Regions from separate parts of the Homo sapiens genome. Here region 2 is linked to region 1. A link is an interaction called in ENCODE POLR2A ChIA-PET data of the cell type or tissue named here. Cell type or tissue: GM12878. All regions are shown on one strand. Links, peaks and the distances in the headings refer to the core of each region. The heading gives the core; the rest is flanking DNA.

The links. ChIA-PET counts read pairs that join two places held together with the same protein. Peaks named below come from ENCODE experiments on the same cell type or tissue, not always from the same donor. Only the 100,000 strongest peaks of a DNase experiment are listed, where the experiment ranks them.
Region 2: POLR2A ChIA-PET joins it to region 1 with 15 read pairs; 3 of 35 experiments call an interaction of 5 or more read pairs at or near these places.

Annotation. Positions count from the first base shown.
Region 1 is chr3:28,076,574-28,085,278 of GRCh38, reverse strand. No RefSeq gene overlaps it. Among named protein-coding and RNA genes, the nearest start is that of LINC01967, 52 kb to the right of the region's middle. RefSeq lists a silencer at 3,376-3,425. In GM12878, for the core only: no CTCF peak of the experiment used is centred there; a DNase peak (open chromatin) is centred at 3,578.
Region 2 is chr3:28,129,272-28,137,976 of GRCh38, reverse strand. It overlaps LOC105377008 (a long non-coding RNA gene), which reads left to right and starts at 977. Exons shown (of 3, transcript XR_940674.3): 1 at 977-1,183; 2 at 4,899-5,176. In GM12878, for the core only: no CTCF peak of the experiment used is centred there; no DNase peak of the experiment used is centred there.

The DNA.
Region 1 (8,705 bases), core at 398-8,397:
TCTAGCTCATTAGCACGTGTTGTTTAAACACCTTCTGCTCTGGAGGAGAAATACTTCTAGAATGAGGAAGAAAGAAGGAGATGGTAAAGAGCTTAATAGGTGGGTCTTAAACCGAACCCCACAAGAAAACCACTACCACCATCACAACAACAAACCAGACACCAGCTTGCTGAACCCCTGAGTGAAACTAAATTTCTTTTTCAAATCCAGAATATTTAACCAGGAGTGTGCTCTGATAATCAATTCTGATCAAACAAAAATTTATGTCTTCTGAAATTATCAAACCAGATTAAACTTGGAGGACCATCTGTTAAGACCAAGCTAATATTTTAACATCTTATTTGCTAGAGAAATCCATTTTCTTGTGTGTGCATTTGGTGTCATGAGTGGTGAAGGCCATTGAGTTAGACATTGTTAAGAGACCCACAATAGCATACTAGGTTTGGCTGAGTATCCTCCTGGCTAATTACTATGTCCTCTGAGGGAAGGAATCTCCAAATTACCAGGGAACCTGAAGCTCTTTACCTATCCACTTAGGATTCAACAGTTTCAACCCTGAAATGGTCTTTGATCAATGCACAAATCAAAAGACTAAGAGCTTTTACAGTATAACAGACATTATTTTGACTATAGGTGTTTCCATCAGCTCCTGGCTGACTTTCTCGTTGCCCTACTTCCGCTGGAAAACTAAGGTGGGTTATGTTTCCAGTTCACTTACTGAAGTCATCACTTGATTCTCTCCATAGTGGAGAAGAAGTCATCCTACAGTCTTTTGTTGCTACGATCTTTACAGAAAATTGTGAATAATATGACTATTTGAGTAATATCATGTCCTGGTTAATTATATATTTCTTAAGGTTACAAGTTAACAGAGCATTTTCTCACTCTCCACCCCCACATTAGCTCTGAAAGATTTGGTAAGGATTTATAGTTTCCTTTTCTCTGTGAAAATAGTATCTAAGTATGTGTGTTTGCATTGTTTGGCAGTTGTTTATACTCTAGTTTCTACCAAAACTAATTTATTTTGCCTTTGTAAGTATAATTTACTCCACATTTACCTCTTAACATAATCCAGCTGTAGGGGTTGAAAAACTATATCCTGTGGGCCAAATCCACCTGTTCTCATAATGTTTTTTAGGACACAAGTACAAGAATTTGCTTACTTATTGTCTACGGCTGTTTTCAATATCAGAGTAGATAGGTGTGACAGAGGCTGCATGGCTGGTGAAACAAAGAAAAAAAAATTACTACCTGGTCCTTTACAGAAAACATTTGCCAACCCCTTGTCTAGTGTAATCATTCCAAACACAGAAACTCACTGCACAGATTTATAGAAAGTAAAGTGCAGTGTACTCTGTTGAATATATTCTAAATCTATGACATATCTTAGAAGACATTAGTTTTAAGAAAATTATTATTGACAGCTGTTTTTTCATTCCTGAGGAATTCTCATTAATTAAAAAGTTCTTATGTAAAATGCAGCAAACTCCCAGTAATGCATGCTTCATAATTACAAAAATTCAAATGTTCTTATGTAAAAATCCTGCCTTCTAGTTTCATCAAAACTTAAGGATATTAAATGAGATTTAGAGTCACTGAATATATGCTCTGTATTTATTAATATATTATATATTTGGATGGGGGGGAGAAGAAGTAATGTGTTCCTGCATTTCAAAGAGCTTCTAATATTTATGAAGAGATATAATCCTAACAATGTCTTCCATAATTGAAATGTACAAAAAAATGAATAGCACAGAGAAGGCAGAATTCTGAGCTTTCACTTATTATCAGTAATTTATCATTAATTACAAACATTGGTTAAGCATTGATGCTGGCCCAAGCCCTTTGGTTTGCCTGAAATCTGATATTATACAAAGTAAGTCACGGTTTGTATTCTCAGTAAGCTTATAGCTAAAGACATAATTACTAGAAGAGAATAAAGTTAGTCTTTAGAGGAGCCATTAGCTGTCTATGGCCATACCACCCTGAATGCACCTGATCTTGTCTAAGAGTTATCTTTCAATAGCAGTGTTAAAGCATTTCTCTTGCACATCAAAGACCTGTTTTAAAAGTGGTGAAAGGGCTCAATTTGAAGGGAAAAGAGAGGGCATAATTTTATCTTTGATTTTAGACCATTGGCTGTCAAAATTTGCTGCATATTGAAATTCCTGAGTGATTCTAGTGCACAGCCAAAGCTGTGAACCACTGGTCTATAGTAATTCTTTTCGAACTTTAAAGTGCGTCAAATGACCTGAGCATCTTGTTAAAATGCAGATGCGTAAACTGTAGGTACAGGGTGGGGTCAGATGATGCTGATGCTACTGGTTCATGGAATACATTTGGAGTAACAAGAGTTGTGATTTGGAGTGTGTGTGGGTGTGTGCGTGTGTACATGACTGCAATGTGTGCATGCACGTATTCCTAATATGGCTGTTATTGTTCTCTCTAAAAATAAAACTTGTCCTCTCTCTGGGTTTCAAATACATAATGGCACACTCAACCAGAGGTGATTTTCACTCTTGATTATGGAAGATTCCTAATGAACTCCCATGCACAAGGACGCTCGCCTGCTGACTCATGCACCCTAGAACCCTACTTAGGCCATCAAGACAGTTCTCTTTGCTGTTAGCTCAGGTTTCTGCTCAGATGAGCCTGTGCTGCTGGCTCTGGAGGGGCCTCACTGATAATGGCATCTGAGGGCATTCAATTAGCACATTTCATGTTTCTCTGGTCATAGACACCTCATAATTTCTTCACTAATGCAGCTGGATCTTTTTCTTTTTCCAAATCATTAGGCATCCCTTCAATGTTACTTTCCACTTTCCAGCCTGTAGTGGATAAAGATTTTATTTTAATACTCAACACATTTGTGTGTTAGGGTAATTTAGGGAGAAACCAGGTGCTAACATATTTTAAAAGAGGAGTTTCATTTTTCTGAATTTTACTAAGACATTGATCCTGCCTCCTGTCTTTACTTGAATCAGAGTATGAATCCTTGGCATTAATAAATAGGTGTGATGAAGGCTGTGTCTGGAGATGAAAACTGAGTCTGAGAAGATAGAGAGGAGAAAAGGATGGGGACAATGAGTGAAGGGTTCTCAGACTCATGCCTGCAATGTAGGAGTAAAAACCCCTGTTTTGGGGGAAAGGTCATAGGTAATGAGTTCCTCATTTTGTCTTAAATCCTGGTCTTTTAGGAAAGAAAATCCCTGAAGCAAAGGTAAGATCTGGTAATACTTCCTCTGATGTGAGCTGGGTGAGAGGACTCCGTGTTTCAGAGCTTCTCAAACTTTACGTGAACAAGAATCCTTTGGAAGATCTTATTTAAAATGCAGATTCTGATTAGTCAGGTCCAGGTGGGGTCTGAGTTTGCGCATTTCTAACAAGCTTCCTGGTGATGTGGATGCCGCTAGTCTGAAAACCACACTTTGAGATGCAAGGCTTCATTGACATGCACCTGGGGCCCCAGTTCTCAACCTTGGCTTCTCATTAGAATCACTTGGGAAACTTTCAAAACACTAATGCTCAGGCTGAACCCTAGACCTATTATTAAACTAGAAATCTATAGTATGGGACTCACACATTAGTAATTTTGAAAGCTTTTTGAGTGACTCCCATGTGCAGCTGTCTGGGCTGAGGGAGATGTGAAGAAAGCAAGAATCAGTTCTCAAAGGTTGGTGCCAGGCCCATCAGTGTAGTATTAGTGTCATCTAGGAGACTGTCAGAAATGCAAATTCTTGGACCCCGCCCTATACCTACTTAATCAGAAATTTTAGAGCTAGGGCCCGTATATATATATGTACTCTGTGCATTCTAATACATGCAAAAGTTTGAGAACCAGTACTTTATATATTCAGCCTCTCAGACTGCTGTGATAGTAGGAATAAATACATTATAAGTATTAATATGATTCCAAGTACCCTCTGTTGAGAAGTGGCAGTAGAATCCACTTCCCAGCTATTGAATGCTTACCATTTGCTATATAAAATACCAAGCAATTGACTTACATCTCATTTAGTGGCACAACATCACTGACAGGTAAATATTAATGTTTTAACACAAATGAGGAAACAGAAGATTACAGAGGTTAGGCAATTTGCCAAAAGTCACAGAGGAGGTAAATTAGGATTCCATCCCAGGCCTTTCTGAGTACGGGTGCTATCTCCTAATCTAGGTGAGGCTTCATGGGAACTGAAAGCAAGTGTAACTCACTCACTGTGTAACCGCTTTGAGCATGTAAGCCATGCTAGGTGTCAAGCTACTTTTATTTAGAAAGCACTCCTTATATTTATGAACTCATGAGCTAGTGGGCTTCAGAGAGGAAAACTGGTCATTACTTCACAGATAGATGCACTCTATGGCAGGTTAAATACCTTGTGCTATGAGTAAAGTGCTTTCTTGGGAATTGGAAGATGAGTGGCAGAATGGAAGAAAGATTTTCAGAGGAAATTACATGTAAAGTGATACCTAAAGGTTGTCTGTGAAGACAAGGATAGTGGAAGTTTGATGGGAGGATGTTTCAGAGACAAGAGAGACCAGCATATTCAAAAAGTTGAGAAATAAAAGAGAGTTTAGCCCTCCAGGGCTGAGGTATTACTCTGATTTATAAGAGGAAATAAATTCCTTTTGTAACTACTATAGTTTGATCAAAAACGTTAGCTGGATTTTTATTTAAAAGCTATTACTTTCTGCCAAAGCGATGAACTGCTTGTGATACTTGGTTGGTGATACACAACCAAATTATTTTGTTTTAATGCATGTCTTTAGCTGAACTGGAATGAACACTGTCATGGTTCCTGCTTGTTTGGCTGTTTGGCTTTCAGATCAAGAGGTAGAAGAAAAAGGTTCACAAATTAATGAAATAATTTTTAGGGAAAATTGCAAGTCTCAACTGTCAGAATTTAACTGTTAAAGTCATTTTGAATCAGATAATCCATGGCTGAGGTCCTGTGGCTTTGTCTGAAGCAACAGCAAATAGAGGAATTGATGTATAAATGCTGCAGCTTCCTTAACCCTTGGGTGGAATAACTCTGAACATGTGCTCTACTCTGTTACCCATGGGATTAAGGTCCACTTGCCCACAGCGGTAACTGGTCTATAATGCACCATTTATTTACTGCCTGCCTCTCTCATTTTCCCACTTTGGTGTTTTTTGCCCCTCCCAAATATACTACTTCCATTTGATTCCTTGTCTGTTTCTGGGGAACCTAAATTAGGGCAATTAGAGTACAACAAGAACTCATATGAGGTATGGGGGTCTGGCTAGGCAGGAAGAGGAAGGGGCAAGCCCTGCTTCTGTGCCCAGGGCAGTGTTAAAAGAAGAAAAGTGTGAATGATAAATGAAGGAGGTCAGATGTCAGGATTCCCATTTTCCTCACTCCTTGTCCTGCATTTAAAGTGAGAGGACAGGGCCGGGCATGGTGGCTCACGCCTGTAATCCCAGCACTTTGGGAGGCCAAGGGGGGTGGATCACCTGAGGTCAGGAGTTTGAGACAAGCCTGGCCAAAATGGTGAAACTCCATCTCTACTAAAAATATAAAAATTAGCTGGTTATGGTGATGCATGCCCATAATCCCAACTACTCAGGAGGCTGAGGCAAGAGAATCGCTTGAACCCAGGAGGCCAAGGTTGCAATGAGCAGAGATCGCATCACTGCACTCCAGCCTGGGTGACAGAGCAAGACTCCATCTCAATGAATGAATGCATGAATAAATAAATAAATAAGTAAATAAATAAATAAAGTGAGAGGACAATGGAAATATTTAGATGTTTCTAGGATACCCCCGAGACATAAAGATTAGTGGTCTACTTCCCTAGACACAGCTAAGATCTTAGGAAGGATCTCCCATTAATCTCTGCACCATGTCCTTATGGAGTGGGAAGAAAAGTACACCACTGAACGACAGAAGAACAAGAGAGATGAGAGATGAGACTGAGGAAGTGGGCTTGCTCCCCCTGGCCTGCGCCTGGCATGAAGGGCATACAGGTATTCCTACATGTCCTGATGTGGGGACACAGAATGTAAGAGACAGAAGGTGGACTGTCATACACCTTGGGATGGTCAGAGTCTGCAACATTTGAAGGCTTCATAAACAGAGTTAATAGGCCAGGATCACAGTCTCTAGTATTAGGCCAGCAGGAAGCTCCAAATAGCTGGTTAGAACCTGATTGCTCTTCAGTCTATGCAGTTGGTCAGGCCAGCCATCCCAAGGTAGGGCCTCCAGGAACCCAAGAACTAACATGAGTCTAGAGTGTTCATTCACCACTGGTGCTAAGCACATGCATTTCAGACACCATGTTCAAGAGGAGCAAGGGGAAAGAGAGGAAACCTAAAAGACTGAGTATATAGCTGAAAGACACTATACATCCAAAGGGTCTGACATTTAATGTTGTATCTCCGTTGGAAAACCATGAAGAATAAGATTTGGCCAGCTGTAAATAAAAAAGGTGAAATTTCTTTGCACATCTGAAGAACAGTATGAGAACATTTATGATGCACTATATAACAATTGGAGATAATGGGCATAAATTACCCAACCAAGCACCTGGCCCATGATAAGAACTCAGTAATTGGTGGCTGTTGTCATTAACACCATAATTGATTATCTCAGTGGCCTCTGCTGTAATGAAAATCTGGTAGTAGCTAATCTAGGGAAGCAGGAGGAATCACAAGTCTTAGTTCTATTGTCATTCTTTCAAAAAAAAGACTGAGTCCTAGAGTCCTAAGGATCAGGATTCTAAATAATAGTCTTTCAGTTAGACAAAGTCCTAGACTGGTTGATGGAAATATGTAAGTTCTGGGGCACTGGTTGATGGAAAATATACGGCAAATCTGTTCCACTTCTAAGAGTTTGATTTGAATGGCCAGCATTGAAGAACTTGTATCAAAACCTATCTATATTGAAGAGTTTGTGTTAGAATTCACTTATATTGAAGAGCTGATATTAAAATTAACTAAGCCAGCCTAAGCCTCAATCAGGACTGAACACAGAGATCATTTGCATGCTATTTCTTCCATTAATTTTAAATTCAACACCACAAGAGGCATAAAACAGAACAGCAACAACAATAGCCATAACATGCAGCTGAAAGATTTCTGTCCAGTTTCTTGCCTTCTTCTTGCTACTGACGGCAGATAAAGAAGGCATCATTTTCTTTGACATATGCAGTGTACAGTCACCTTGCCTATTAGATTCAAATAGGGCAAAAGAACACTGAGGGAGGGATGGGCTTAAGGGAAAATTTGCATATACATTTCCATTAGGGTTAAAAACATTTAAATCCACATTACCCTGGACCATAGGATAATGAATGCACCATTATGGACAAGACTTAGCGTGTGTTGCTGCTGCATTTGGCAGGTTCAAGTCTTGCTCTGGGTGTAATATTTGGTGACTCATTTTTCCTCAAGCATAGAGTAATAGGCTTTAACTTTGCTAAGCTTTTCTGCCAGCCCTTCGCCCCCTGCTGTTCCATTATATTGAACTTGTAAGCAGGACGCTCTGTCCGGCTCACCCAGATTACCACAGCAATACGGCCCCGCTGAGGGGCTGGTGTCAGGATAAGTGTCAGGGAGGGAGCTCCCCATCTTGGCATGCTGTTCTCATCTTATTAAATTCAGCTTTGTGGAAGCAGGGAGCCCGCCTCTCAGTCACACTGGCTCAAGTGTGATCCAACTGCTACTGTCAGACAATATGAAAATAGGAACCACCACAGCTAATGGCAGGTGCTGCTTCACAGCTGAAAAAAAAAAAAAAAGTCTGAGGGGTTTTTATTATTATTATGATTTTATGAGCCTGTGTGGTGTGTGCCATTTTACTCTTACAGACACTTCACTAGATTGAAGGCCTGATTCAGAAAGCCTAATACTTTGGGAAATGAAACAAGATTGCGCACTTTCAGCATATTGGAGAATCCAAGTTACAGAACTGCTTTTATTTGCATTCTTTGTTGTAGGTTCTAGTGGATCATTCTTAAATCCCTGAGAATCAAAAGTGTCCTAAAAATCCTAAATTGTGTCACTAAGATTTTTGTCTTAGTGCAACAAGGAGACAAAAGGATGAAAACATGGAACAAAATGGAAAATCTAGGTCTGGAAATAAGTTACTGTGTGAATTTGAGAGTCCCAACTTCACTCTAAATTTCTGCCTTAACATATGTTTTGGTTATATATTGCTGCAGAACAAACTACTTCAATATTTAGTGGCTTAAAACAACAACAATTTTAATATGCAATAAATCTGCATAATAAAATTATATGGCTTGTGGTTTGGCATTCTGAAGAATGTCTATTTGAATGAACGAAGTCAGCCTAAGCTCCAACACGGACTGAACTCAGAGGCCATTTTGCATACTATTTCTCCCACCACTTTTAAATAGTCTCTGTTAGATGGTTCTTCTGGTGGTCTCACTTAGGGTCTCTTTGCAGCTGTGATCAGATTGTGGATACGCTTAAACACCCAGGATTCTCCTCTCACGAATCTGATAGATACCCTGGCAAGGATGCCTAAGTCTGGGACTGTAGCTGGTAAAGGCAGAAGTTACTGATTCCTTTCTCTCTTTCAACTGGCCTCTACATGTGGTGTCTCTACATGGTCTTTCCAGCAAAGTAGCTGGATGTCTTACACCATGACTCAAAGCTACCGTCTTTCTTACAGGCTTAGGCCTTGTAACTGTCTGACTGTCTCTTCTCCTGCATCCTATCA
Region 2 (8,705 bases), core at 161-8,160, 53 kb before region 1:
AACTTTTCAGCATCATTCAGTAAGGTTAAAAACTTTTCCTTCTAGATGGTTTTGGTGGCACCAGAGTCTTCTTGTTTTCTTCTTTCTTTTTTAGCTGCACTTTCTCAGTAGTATTTGCTGGCTCTCCTTCCTTTACTCCAACTCTTACTGTTGTAGTTTCACTGATCTTGGATTGAGTTCCTCCCTTTGTTTTCCTATTTATACTCTCTGACTAAGGTTCAAAATTGTCTTTATCTGTTGTAAAATCTGTGTTTCAAGACTAGAACTTCTCCTCTAAATCCCATCTATCTGATGACTGATAGATTTCAGACTGAACATGCTTAGAATAAAATGCTTAGCCATGGCTGTTCCCTGCTCCCTGGCCACAGTTGCCATACACCTTCATCCTTCCTCAGTTTTCTCATGGTAAATGTTACCATCATCCACTCAGTTAATAATACCTGAAACCAGGGAAATGGTCCTGAAATTAGTCCTTTTTTAAATATCACCTTCACATGTAGCCAATCAGCAATTCCTACAATTTATATTCCAGAATATATGTCAAGTCCATCTACTTTTTCCACCTCCACCGCTGTCACCTAGCTCAAGCCACCATCATCCTTCACCTATTCTATTGCAGTAGCCTCCTAGAAGGTCTCCTAGCTTCCTTTATTAGCCCTGTACAAGCCATTCTCTGCATGGCAGCAGAATAATCTTTTAAAAACTGAAATCATACCAATTACTCCTTACCCAAAAGTATTGAAGGGTTCCTGTTGCATGTTGAACAAAATCTACACTCCTTATCATGGCCTATGGAGTGCTTCATGTTCCCAACCTTGGCAATGTTTTTTAACATGCTACCAGTTCTTTCTGTTTCTTACTAAGTCCAGCTCACATTGACCTAACACACTAACCTCTTTCCTGTCTCAGGCCCTTTGCCCTTGCTGTTACCTCTCTTAGAACATCCTTTGTTGCTTTGCATAGCCCATTCCTCCTCATTCTTCATTTCTCAGCTTAAATGCCACTTCATCAGAGACGCCTTTTTCAAAAACTTTACCTAAGTTTTTATTTGTTTTTCTTTTTTCCTGAGCTGATAGGAAGACAACTCTGTTATCTTTAGGATTTCAGATGCTTTTAGAATCAAACCTGGAAAGGATACAAAAAGCAGAAGCAAAACCAACATTTGGGAGAAGAACAGATTAAGGTGAGAAAACCTCTCTTGAACCTTTCAACTTTCTAACAAATACGATAAATTCTGAAGCCACTAGGGATCTGGCAGGTAACTAAAATGAATGTGATGAACTATGTGTAGGAAGCTTGAGAGTAGTGAACTAGAAACCAAGTGCCCATGTAAAGATATCCAATATCTAAAACATTGTTCATGACAAGCTAAACGAGGGATGAATCTGGCTTTTGAGTTGCTAGTTTAAGATCCATATGTAGACTTTTTTCTTTCGTTGGATAGTTAAGAATATTCTTAGGTATATAGGCATCATTTTAAACTTCCGTATGCACATACCAAAAATCATATCACAATCATTTGATCAACATTGTTTATTGGCCCTTTAGATGTTTTTCTTTTTTCTATCAAAGTTTTTTGAGAATTACAAATGTTAATATTACATAAGCAATATTTATCGAACCTAGTTTCCAAAAAAATCCTTACGTGCAAGCCACAGCACTTGAAACTGATGTTCAAGGAGGTCCATGGAAGAATTTGAAGCAGGGGAATAATCTTTTCTCTTTAGGTCATCACATTTGTGTCTTAGAAAAATCATTCCACAGCAGTGTGGAATAAGGATTAGAATGAGAGGAGGCAGGGAAAGTGACTAGAAACTATTGTAGTAATTTAGATGAGAACTGACGAAAGCAAAGGCAGTTAGATTGCAGACATGGAGAAAGAAATAATAAGACTAGAGAATCTAGGTGAAGAAAAGCTACAACAGGCAAGTACTAAAGTTGTAAGTTTGCTAACAGTTACGGTAAAATGGGAAATAAAAGATGTTATTCAATAATGATTATCTAGTAGAAGATTACACACCAGTCAGGAAAATCAACTTTTCTTGGACTCCAAGAGGAACACAGTATGTCACACTATAAAGGAATATTGCCCTACAAGGGACACTTGGCAAGAAAATGGCCATTTCTTATCACAGCACCTGATGAAAAGCAAGGGTAATATATTAGTTCATAATTCAGAGATGCAGGTCCATAGAGAACTAAAATAATATCATATAGGCATGTTTTTATAATTTAGCTAATATGAAGAGAGAACTTTAAAAATCTAGGAGATGAATTAACAGCATGTTCTTTAAACCTATGTTTTCCAAACTGCAAATTATGACCTACAATTTGTGAGATCTAGATAGTAGGTTACCAACAGCACTTTAAGGAATGAAAAAATGGATTTCATATGTATTCATATGTACATGTGTACAAATAGAGTATTTGTATTAAGGGTAAGTACTGTAACATAAAACTTGTGTGTGTGTATATGAGTGTGTGTGTGTGCATGTGGAAGTGTGTATACCTGTGGCTGAATACATCCCTTACTGCACGTTGTAGTAAAAACAAGTTTGAAAAGCACTGCTTTAGACAATTTTCCAGTATGTCTCCTCTTGACTACGATTCTGTCTGAGATTGCTGTACAGTGTAGAAGGGTGAAGAAGCTCTGAGCTGCTGTTTAAAGGCAGATTTGCAATCATACCTCTTTAGAGATTATGAGAAAACTGACGGCCTCCTAGTTCCACTTGAAGTTATGCCCAGATGGAACCAGTTCCTCTTCATAAAACACTTCAAAGCAGCTAAGGCAGGGCAAAGTCCATGGATCTGTTCAAATGCTGAAACAAACCCTTTGTTGAAGCTACTGAATCCTGTCCCATAGACTCAATGTGGCCAACTCAGAAGTTTAATTTTAAGTAGGAGCACATCCCAGTCAACATACCAGAATGTACTGGTGTTGAGATACATGTAGATTAGGGCCACCTCCCAGAATTCCCCCAAGTGTGAGACAAGTGAAATAAATGTGTGAATACAATTAGGTGGATAAAAACTAGGGAGTAGCGGGGACATAGTGAATTAGAAAGTGTGTGACTTTCTAAAGCTGTTCAGCTAATACACAGCTCCAGTTCATTGTTGTGTGGGAATGCATCTCAGTGTTTCCAGTCCTCCCCAATTGTCAAAAGACCCAGAAATCCAGAATTTTTATGTAAAATAATTAAATATTGGCAACATATCTAAACATTTTAATGATGTATTACAGGACAAAAAATTCCATGGGCAAGATTCATTCCAGTGGCTCCTGATTTTGCCTCTTTTCACCTAGATCAGATTTTTTTTTAAATCAGTGAGTTCCTTTTTTTGAATAACATTTGTGTAGAAGTCTAATAAATAAACACATGACCAAACAAAAACACTCCTCTTTCGGGGTGGGGTGAGGCTGGAGCCACAACCACTTGCCTCTTCTCTTTCTCTTTAGCCCTGCCCCAGAGATCCCCCTGTTCACAAAATAGAGAAACCACAGATCTAAATGCAAAAAGTATGGTCTCTTTGTGATAAGATTCTTTTTTTCTTTAAATTCAAATTGGCAATTTGCCAGCAGGTTCCATTTTTCTTGAGGATATTCTTATAATAGTAAGATTACATCATCAGCATAGGGAAGGATGCTTGTCTCTATGTTTATCTATATGTTGGGGCATATATAGGAGAAAATATATAGATCTTTTGAGCCAGAATAAATTACTTAGGCAAAAATTATAAATAAAAATGTTTAGGTGCAGTCTGGTTTTAAGCCATTTAAAATTAGAATTGACTCTTTCAAAATCCATTCTGGTATTGCCATATTGATTTAGATAAACATTTAAAATCTGAGATCTACACCAAAGTCATGTAAGTTGGCCCACAGAGCAGCCTGAGATTCCTTGTGGAATAAGGCAGAATGTAAACAAAAAGCCCAGAGATTGTCCTTATCTATGGAATCAAAAGCTGATAATAGATCACAAAATACCTGGGGAAATAGAATTTTTCATAACTAAATTCCCATAAAGTGAAGGGGATAGGACTTTGAGCCCCATAGCTAAATGACATGTTCAAAATCTCACTGTTAATTAGTCATGATGTGGGACCAAAATCTAGCTTTTTTTTTTTTTGAGACAGAGTCTCACTCTGTCACCCAGGCTGGAGTGCAGTGGAATGACCTTGGCCCACTGCAATCTCCACCTCCTAGGTTCAAGCGATTCTTCTGCCTCAGCCTCCCAAGTAGCTGGGATTACAGGTGCCCGACACCACACCCGGCTAAGTTTTTGTATTTTTAATAGAGATGGAGTTTCACTATGTTGGCCAGGCTGGTCTCAAACTCCTGACCTCAGGTGATCCTCCCACATTGGCCTCCCAAAGTGCTGGAATTATAGGCATGAACCAATGTGATGGGCCTATGGCTCTTTTAATGCTCTTCCCATCTCCTTAATATGGTGGCAGAAATGGAAATTGACATACATTGAAATATTATTTATTCTTTTCATATATGTCCTATACTATTTATTGCAGAACTATCTTCTATCTACTTTTCTGAGCACAAAGTTCCTCAAAATAAAAGCAGCTTTTGAATAGAGATAATCTATCGATATTTTCTCTCCCTTTTCTTGCCTCCTGCCCACAATCCCCTTTGTGCTAACTTCTGCTGAACTCTTGACCTTGGGTAAAGATGCAGCTTTGCGTGAATTTTCGAAAGTGACTTTTGGTGATTTAGCTGCTAAATGTGTATGATAGAAATCCAGCTTACCTTGGAGGCTCTCAGGGTTTTTAATTTACCATGCCAGAAAGCAGACCAGTCTGGGGAAATTCAGCTAATGTCTCCCAGCTGTGCAGGAAAAGTGTGAACGGCTCTGTCAGAAAAGCTGCCTCTTTCTCTTCTTTTCCAGACAGTAGCTTATATTGAAACATCACTTCTCATTTGCTGTTTGGACAATGGTGATGGAACTGCTGCTTTATTGCCCACGGAGAAGCGAAGTGAAGAGTCTAAAGTGGGTCTTGCAGTTACACTGGACAAAAGAAGTTTGAAACTGAGGCTTGGTCCTGAAGAAAACATAGAGAAGCCTGACAGATTATATATATTCACAGCTTTGACTTAAAGGTTGCTGGTTGACCAATAAGTAATACAAGAAGAAATGGTCTTTTCTGGAATTGTCCTTCTTTCCAGGTGAGCAAATTAAATGCCATCACTTAGTCCTGGGAGCAAGCCAGCATTTCTTGGTGAATTTCCAAAGCATGTTTGTTAGAATGTTGGAGCTGCTGCATGATTAAGGCTGTTAGAATAAGTGACAGAAACTTAGAAGGCAAAAACTTTCAGAGAGAAATATTAAATTTCAGCCACAGGGCAATAATTGTCAACCTTAATGCTTTATCAAAAAGCAGATACTGAATGACTACCTATGCTTAGCATGATTTGTAGCAAATACTGTTGGTTGCCTCTTGGGCAGCTGTTCCCTTTACTTCTTCTTTCCTCTATCATGACCACCTGTCATGATAGAGGCCGAAAATTTTGGAGACTTGCTTTCCCAGCTTCCTTTATAAGGAGGGTTACTCATGTGACATAATGCTGACCCATGAAGGAAGTTTGGTGGCTTCAGAGAAATATTTTTCTTCATGATTAAAAGTTATATAAAGAGGGCCAGGTACGGTGGCTCATGCTTGAAATCCCAGCACTTGGAGAGGCTGAGGTGGGCAGATTGCTTGAGCCCAGGAGTTCCAGACCAGCTTGGTCAAAATAGTGGGACCTCGTCTCTACAAAAAACACAAAAGTTAGCCAGGCAGGATGGTGCACACCTGCAATTCCAGCTACTTGGCAGACTGGGGCAAGAGGATGGCTTGAGCCTGGGAGGTCATAGCTGCAGTGAGTTGTGATTGTGCCACTGTACTCCAGCCCGGCTCGCTTCATGAGAGTAGTGACTTCCTCAGTTTTGTTTATGGTTATGTTCCCATGCTTACAATAATGCCTGGTATTTAGTACTGTCTCATAAAATTTACTTACTAACTGAATGATTGCATGCAAATATTTGTGAGTGACTGTGATGGTTAGAACTGCAGCAGCCATTTTGCAACCTTGAAGCAACCCATATGACAGGAGCCAGCACCCTGAAGATGGCATAGTGGAAGGTCTTTGATGACACCATTGAACAACTGAGACAGACTTGTGGAAAATTACCTCTTAACTTCTTGTAATATTATATAACAAATTCCTAATATTTAACTGCATTAGTGGCCAGGCATGGTGGCTCATGCCTATAATCCCAATGCTTTGGGAGGCCAAGGTGGGAGGATCTGTTGAAATCAGGAGTTCAAGACCAGCCTGTGCAACATAGGAAGACCCTGTCACCACAAAAAAATTTAAAAATTAGCCTGATGTGGTGGCACGTGCCTGTAGTCCCAGCTATTCAGGAGGCTGAAGTGGGAGAATCAACTGAGCTGTAGAGATGGAGGCTGCAGTGAGTCATGATTGCACCACTGCAGTCCAGCCTGGGCGACAGAGCAAGACGTGTCTCAAACAAACAAACAAACAAATAAATAAGTTGCATTCATTTATTCATTCAACAAATATTTATGGAGTATCCCTTTTGTCCTAGACTTTGTTCTAAGCTCTAGGGATACAGCAGTGAATAAAACACAGTTCTTATATCCATTTTAACAGAAAGCGACAGACAATGAACATATTCATTGTGTGATTAGCACAATGGAGAAAAAGCTAAGTGAGGAGAAATAGAGAGTGCCAAGCTGGGGAGGGGTTATTGTTGCTGTTTTACATAAGGTGATCAGGGAAGACCGTAAGGAAAAAGTGACATTTAAGCAGGAATAAAGGAAATGAGGGAGGGAGTCATGCCACTATGTGACTTGAAATAGCATTTGGGCAGAGGGACGAGAAATGTAAATGCTCTGAGGTGAGAGCTTGCATGGTGTGTTTGAAGAATAGAAGTGGCCTGTGTGATTAGACCAAAGCCAGTGAGTGAGGAGAGTGGTAGGAAAGAGCTAATGAGGTAGTGGGCAGCCAGCTCAGAGGAGACTTGTAAGCATTGGAAGGACTTTAGCTTTAATCTGCATGAGATGAGAAGCTATTTGGGTGAAGGGACATTTAAGCAAAGGAGTGACAATCTGATACATTTTTAAAGGATACCTCTGGCTGTGGTATTAAGAATAGACTATAGGGCTTGAGTGGAAACAGGGAACCGTTTAAGACTGAAATAACACAGGCAAGAAATGATGGTGGTTAGATCAACATGAAACGGTGAAGGTGGTAAGTGATCAGATTTATACATATTTTGGAGGTAGAGCCATATTTTCTAAAGCACTTTAGATGAAAGACTATGACTATATGCTTTTGTTTTCGAGATTTTTAAAAATGTTATTTGCCCACTCACTCCCTTGCTCATCCACTATTTACCAAAATGTTCCAAGGCATATTTTCATAAGCTTTTTTTTTAGTAATTTGCCACTTTATATTTAGCATTAAACCATCCTTAATGATGATTATTACTTCTATAATAATCACTTTTGACCCCAGAAACATTCCTGAGAAGAAAGAAAACTGCTTATGAGGCCAGGTGTGGTGGCTTATGCTGTGATCCCAATGCTTTGGGAGGCTGAGGTGGGAGGATTGTTTGAGCCCAGGAGCTGGAGACCAGCCTGGGCAACAGAGAAAGACCCCATATCTAAAAAAAAAAAAAAAAAAGCAAAAATCACCCAGGCATGCTGATGCACACCTGTAGTCCCAGCTACTCAGGAAGCTGAAGCAGGAGGATTGCTTGAGCCCAGGAATTTGAGGATGCAGTCAGCCATACCACTGCACTCTAAGAAAGAAAGAAAGAGAGAAAGAGAGAGAGAGAGAGAGAGAAAGAAAGAAAGAAAGAAGAAAAAATTAAAAAGCATGCTAATTTTATCTCATATGCACAATTTTAAAGTATCCAGGTCTACTTTGGATTTCTTTCCAATATTGAATGCTAGAGCTTGTTATCAAGTTAATTTATAGAGTCCCAAGTCTTTAAGAATTGAATTACTTAAGATGGTCTTGTCAAACTTTCTATTTTAAAGATCGAGGAACTGAGGCTCTAACAATTCCTGCGAGCTTTGGTTTTTCATTAGCATAATGAATTAATAGTGCTAAATGTTCCTCCAAGGGCACCTCTATTTAAAAATTTAAGTTTATTATAGTGTCACACTTCCTTTAAATATCCCAAGCCAGTACAGCTTGAATTCCATTTTGCTTGACAGACATCAGGAAATCCGTATGTTGACAATGTTTTCTTTCCCAATTATTTCAAGGAATACTTGAGGAATGCCTATATGTTCCAAGATCCAGAATGGTTGTCATTTGTCATTTCAGCCAACTGACTTGCTCTGACCACAGGCCAAGGCAATATAATTATTGCTGTTCTCTTCTTGTCGATTTTAGGCCACCTTCTTATTTTTAGTAAAGACAGCACCATAACCTTCAGTGAGAGTTTCCTAAGGTCTGGAGGATAGTGCAGTGTGATTCCAGTGAAAAGTGACTGGTTTGATTCTGTCAGTCCTGTGAGTTCACAGGTTTAAGTTTTTTGATTGTGGGTCACTATTGGGTTCCTCTTTCTTTAGCTCTTTTGCTTGGCTTTAGTGTGGTTATGGACATATGACTATGCAAAAGGGATGAGTTTAGTTGTCCTAAATAAAGTACCCAAAACACAGCTACCATATCTAATATG